2 separate regions of the Homo sapiens genome follow, and region 1 is linked to region 2. The links are chromatin loops, found by intact Hi-C in ENCODE. Cell type or tissue: Calu3. All regions are shown on one strand. Each heading gives the region's core, and the rest is flanking DNA. Links, peaks and the distances in the headings are about the cores only. Region 1 overlaps DLG2 (discs large MAGUK scaffold protein 2). Region 2 overlaps DLG2 (discs large MAGUK scaffold protein 2).

The links. Hi-C counts contacts between places; a loop is a spot of excess contacts. Peaks named below come from ENCODE experiments on the same cell type or tissue, not always from the same donor. Only the 100,000 strongest peaks of a DNase experiment are listed, where the experiment ranks them.
Region 1: it touches region 2 in a loop (12-fold over the local background); 17 of 110 quality-filtered maps call a loop at or near these places.

The regions. Positions count from the first base shown.
Region 1 is chr11:84,556,789-84,559,721 of GRCh38, forward strand. All of the region lies in intron 6 of DLG2 (discs large MAGUK scaffold protein 2), which reads right to left. Among named protein-coding and RNA genes, the nearest start is that of DLG2-AS2, 920 kb to the left of the region's middle. In Calu3, for the core only: no CTCF peak of the experiment used is centred there; a DNase peak (open chromatin) is centred at 1,503.
Region 2 is chr11:85,589,478-85,592,410 of GRCh38, forward strand. The region is part of intron 3 of DLG2 (discs large MAGUK scaffold protein 2); the gene reads right to left. Among named protein-coding and RNA genes, the nearest start is that of DLG2, 36 kb to the right of the region's middle. In Calu3, for the core only: no CTCF peak of the experiment used is centred there; no DNase peak of the experiment used is centred there.

The DNA of each region.
Region 1 (2,933 bases), core at 173-2,672, 1.0 Mb before region 2:
GCTCCCACTTATAATTGAGAACATGTAGTATTGCGTTTTCTGTTCCTATGTTAGTTTGCTAAGGATAATGGCCCTACATAACAAAGTAATTTACATCAGCTATACAATCTATAAGGAATAATGTAACAAACTTCCTCATAACTGCCATCCATCTTTAAAAAGTATTACCAGCAGAATGGAGGCCCCTGGGTATCCATCCCGGGTCATATCTGTCTGCCTCTCCCCTGAGGTAATTGTGGAATTTTATCTGTATAATTCCCTGTTTTCCCCAATAGTCTTACTACATAGACAGGTAATTGTAATGGTTAGTTTTATGTGTCAACTTGGCTAAATTATAGTATTCAATTACTTAATTTAGGTGTTGCTATGAAGGAATTTTGTAGTTGTGGTTAACATCTACAATCAGTTGACTTTAAGTAAAGGAAATTATCATTGATATTCTGGGTGGGCCTCATCTGACCATTTGAAAGGTCTTAGAAGCAAAACTAGGGTTTCCATGAGAAAGAATAGATTTCATCTGTGGATTTCTTGCTTAGTGCCTATTGAAGAGTTTCCAGCCTGCTGCCCTGCCCTATTGATTTTAGCTCCCACAATGACAAAAGCAAATTCCTTAAAATAAATTTGTTTATATACACATATTAATATATATACACATACTGGTTCCATTTCTCTGATATGATCTTTACTGATACAGTATTCCTTAAAAATGCTTAGTTTATATCTATTTTGGAACTTTATGTAAGCAGTATCATATTGTGGCTATTTTTCTACAACATTTCATTGAGAAATTTATTTATGTTGATGTGTGCAAAACTAGATCATTTCTTTTTAATTTTTTACAGTATGTTATTATTAGTATATCACAATGTACCATTTTTTTTTTTCTGAGAGAGATATTTGGGCTTTTTCTATTATTTTCCTTTCCGGAATAACAAAACTAACAATACTGCTAAAAATCCTTGCATGTGTTTTTTGGTGCACATATGTAAAACTCTTGTTAGAACATATATACCTAGGAGAGTAGAGGAGTTCTGGGTCTTAGACTATATGCATCTTCAATTTTTCTAGATATCTGTTCCGTGCTTTCTCCAATGATCTTACTACAAAGTAGTTGTATTTTTGTCAGAAATATACCAATTTACAAACTATCAGCAACATATGAGAACTATGATTTTTCCATACTCTCAGTAAAACCTGGAATTATCAAGAAAAACACTTATAACGTGACTATATATCAGATTTGGAAAATCTCATCGACAGGATTTATAGATACATTATATGTAAGGGGTGAGAAAGATAAAGGAGTCAAGGATCATTCAAAGATTTTTAACTCTAGTATTCATTAATATTTATTCTAAGTGTTATTATTCTTATTATTATCTCTAACGCTTGTGATGAACTTGAACAAATAAAAAAACTTCACTAAGTGGTTTGGAGTTGGTTTATTTCCCAGATTACATCCCTTGTGTGCAGCATTCACTGTCAGCCACAAGGTGGCAAGCTAAGCATCCTTAAATCTAAAGCTCAACTCTGGTCTGGGTGAACTTGACTATTCTTAGAAAGTTTATAAAGCAAGAACTTATTCCCCAGTAGTGAATTCTTATGGGTATAGCACACATGCTTCTTTCCTAAAAATTGTGGCATCTTTGCAATGTATGTCTCCTTGTATAAGGAAACAAGCAGAAACCTTTTTTTCTTAAATAAAACTCTAAACCAATCAGGGCTCTGCTAGCATCCTTTTGGCTCCCTTTAATCACAGCACACATTCTAGACTCCTAATCCTGCCATCCAAGACCCTCTACAAACTGCCTTAAATCTTCGCTTCTAACTTCACCTTCCTTTACTTTCTTTATACTTCAAATACCTACCGCTCCCCAGCTCCCTATACACACACCACTTTTTATTCCTCTGCCTAAACATTCCAGCTCTCAGGGCATAGTCCACCTACGCCAAATTCCGTTCAGATGTGTATAACTCATAGTTCACATTTCCATGACTTGGTGAAGGCTATTGATTCCTTATCTTCTTTATTTTTTTGCATCTATTCAATTGAAATGCAAATTTGAGTCTCAGCTTCAAGAGTACTCTTCCAAAGACTTCAGGGTCTCCTCCAGCAGTTAGCTATGATTCTCCTAAGCCCCTCAAAACATTTTTTATACCATCATTAGAGCTGTCACATTTTATTATAACATTTTTATCTTTTTTCTCCCCAAAAGCTTGTTACCAACAGAGAGTCATGACAGATTTTTCTTTGACTCTGTCAGTGACCATTCCACGCCTGGCAGCTCAATGGATGTTGAGTAGCTTGCTGAATAAATGAATGAATAAATAGATATTGTATGAAGGCAAATATTTAATTTTGAGTGATGTATGTTTCCTATCAGTATGTAGAGTACCCAACAAAGTGCTTATATTGCCTGAACTTTTATCTATTATTACTGTTGTCATTATAACAAAAATCATTTAAAAGTAAACAAACACTGAGTTGGTTGTTAACCAGACACAGAAGATACAGCTTCTGCCATGAAGAGGTAAGCCAAGGGGACCTAGGGAGATGGCATAACTTAGGGAACAATTAGAGACACAGACAATGTGTGCATATGTAAATTAGTATAATATACTGATATAATAAAGTAATTCACTTAATGTAATTAAATAAATCATTAGGTTTCACTGTTGGCACGAGAAGTTTCCATAATTCAGTTGACACATAAAATATTTTTTTCAGCAAACATATTATTGATTTTCCACAAAGGTTATAATATAATAAGCATATAATATTGATTTCTTTTAAAAGCTCTCCATCCAGAGCTACGAGAATCTCAGAGGAATTGTAATCCCTTCTAATTAAAAGCTTCAACATGCAAATATGTGCTATTAGGCATTAGGCACCATATGCTGCACTATAATCTGAACTTGCTAACTGTGTCTCT
Region 2 (2,933 bases), core at 244-2,743:
GTCAAGTCAGGGCAGGGTTAGGCAGATCTGAGCTCAGACTCCCCTTGGGTGGGGCTTGCTGCAGCCACTGTGGGGGTGTGGGAGGGGTGGTTCTCGGGTTAAATTCCAAAGGGGATTATGGCTGCCTCTGTTGCCAGGAAAGTGAGGGAAAGCCAGTAGCGATAGGCCCCACCCAGCTTTTACCCAGTTGGTGAGGCCTGTCTCACTCCCACTGTGCCATCTAAAACCACTGAGTTTGTCTCCAGGCAGCCTGCACATGGGACTCAGACCTAGCCCCAAGTTATAAGTTTCCCAGCTGAGAAAGCAAGCAGGGCTTTCAGGTTACACCCCTCCCCATCTGCCCACATTGTCCCCCATGACTCCTCCTCTCCTTTCTGCCGCAGTTCCTGCTTGCCCCCACATTCTGCTCAAGAGAGTTTGTGCCCAGTCAAAATTATTGTAAAAATCACAATTACTTTTGCGTAGTATCTAAACATTTTTTAATATAGTATAATAATATGAATTTGATCAGCTCAAGAAACTTCTAATGATTTTAACTGTTTAATCCAAATAACCATTTACTTCAAAGGACTCATCACAATTATACTTATTTAATATCTTACTTGTTTAATGTAGTAGACAATGAGCTCCATGAAAACAAGGTGTACATCTCTCTCATCACTAAAACCCCAGAGCCTAATGTGGTGTCTCTTTGATAGTGGGAGATCAAATGTATTTTTTCAAATGAAAGAAATTTAATGAAGAACTGTTCATTCCATGCCAGATTTGGCTGAATTAGAACTGGTCCCTGCATTCAAGAAGCTCACAGTCTGCTGAGGGAGAGCAACATGTAATCAATAAACAATAGTACAATATAATAAGTGCTGTGCCAGAAATATAAACAAATACCATAGAAACATAAGGGAAGAAGTGATTAATTCTGCTTAAAGGTAGAAAATATTAAGAAGTTTTTGACCAAGTAATAAATACTCATTTCCTTGGGATGGATGTTTATACTAAGAAATAATGTCTATATCACATTCTATTAACTTGATTAGTTCCACAGTTCAGTAAAACATATTCTATATTGAAAAATTTTTTTAGATATTACTACGCTATTTCAGGACATCTTGAAAGGGCTTATTCCTAAAATAATCTTTTAGAATTTTTTTTATATTCTCTCTCTCTCTCTCTCTATATATATATATATAAATTCCCTGAAAGTAGTTCAACAACAAAAAGTAAAATTCAAGGCTATAATATTAATAATACTAGTTTGCTTGCTATAGGAAAACCTAGATGAGAAAGCCTATTGCTTTTTTGCCAGCTACCACATATTAGTTACAGTGATCATCACCAAATTTTCACTTATTATGTACTTAACAGAAATCACCAGATCCTTTCACACTCCCAACAATAGCTTTGGGGTTTCACTATCTCACTATATAGGGAAATCTCATATGCACTCAAAATAAAAGATTTTTTTCCTATATTAGCTACAGCACAAATAATAGCATCCTTCATTTAGAAACAACCAGCCTCATACTCATCTAAAGCACATAAATTTAGTTAAATGGTGCCATCTGGTGACATAAATCTTGCAGTAAATATAAAAGTCCTGAGTCAGAGTCCAGAATGATACCCAACCCTCTTGATGGCATCCAATCCAAAGTGTCTAATTTAACTTAAGAAATACTTGATCCTGCCTGACATGAAACACACAACTAATCACACTCAGTATATGGCCGTTTAACAAAGGGAATTATAACAATTGTTTGAGCCACATTTTATGCTCACCACTCTTGTTTCTCAACTCTTTGGAAGAGACTTGTATCTAACAGGATGCCCTATACAACTCCTAGAAGACATTTTAAAAGCATAAATATCAAGGACATTTTGAATCCCTGTTCCAGGCAGATCCATTTCCTCACTCTCCTTTGAACGTACATCAATGTGTATAATTTTCAACACTTCAAAATGTCACTTCCTTAAGAAAGCTGTCGACCAGGTGTGGTGGCTCACGCCTGTAATCCCAGCGCTTTGGGAGGCCAAGGCAGGCAAATCACAAGCTCAGGAGTTCAAGACCAGCCTGGTCAACATGGTGAAACCCCGTCTCTACTAAAAAAAAATACAAAAATTAGCTGGGCGTGGTGGCACATGCCTGTAGTCCCAGTTACTCAGGAGGCTGAGGCAGAAGAATCCCTTGAATGGGAGGTGGAGGTTGCAGTGAGCCAAAGATCAAGCCACTGCACTCCAGCCTGGGTGACAGAGCTAGACTTCATCTCAAAAAAAGAAGGAGAAAGCTGTCCCTGTTTCTACTGTTAAGGTTAAGCCTCTCATTCATAGCCAACTCTACTTCTTCTTTGTATATAAACTCTTGACGAAATTTTGTTTAATGCTTGTCTCCCCAGTGTGTATCATAGCGTTTGGCAAAGTGTTCAATAAATATCCTGTGAACGAATTAATGTGTAAATGGATGGTGAAAACATCCTTCTCTACTCTCTCTTCTAATGCAAATCCTATTAATAACAAGGCTCAGCTCAAGTTTACATTTTATATAAAACCTTCTCTAGCAACAACAATGTACAATAAGCCCATGCTTCTCCTATGCCATTTTAGTCTAGCCCCAAAAATTTAGTCCTCCACTATATGATGTTTTGTATTGTTTTTCATGTACATAAATATTACTTTCTTAATTGACCTTAAGCTCCTTAAGTGTAGGCATTTGGTCTTAATAGCATCCATCTGCATAAGTCTATGTAAATAAGTAAACACTTCATAAATACTTTGATAACTATTATTATTCAATTGCAATAACTAAAACACTTGTACTCTTTTTATTTAAATAAGTATTGTAAACAAATAAGTAGAAACATAATAGACCTTAGCAACTAAGAATTTCACCTTCACTGTTTTGAACAGTCAAGACTTATTTAAAGATCCATGATATGTAA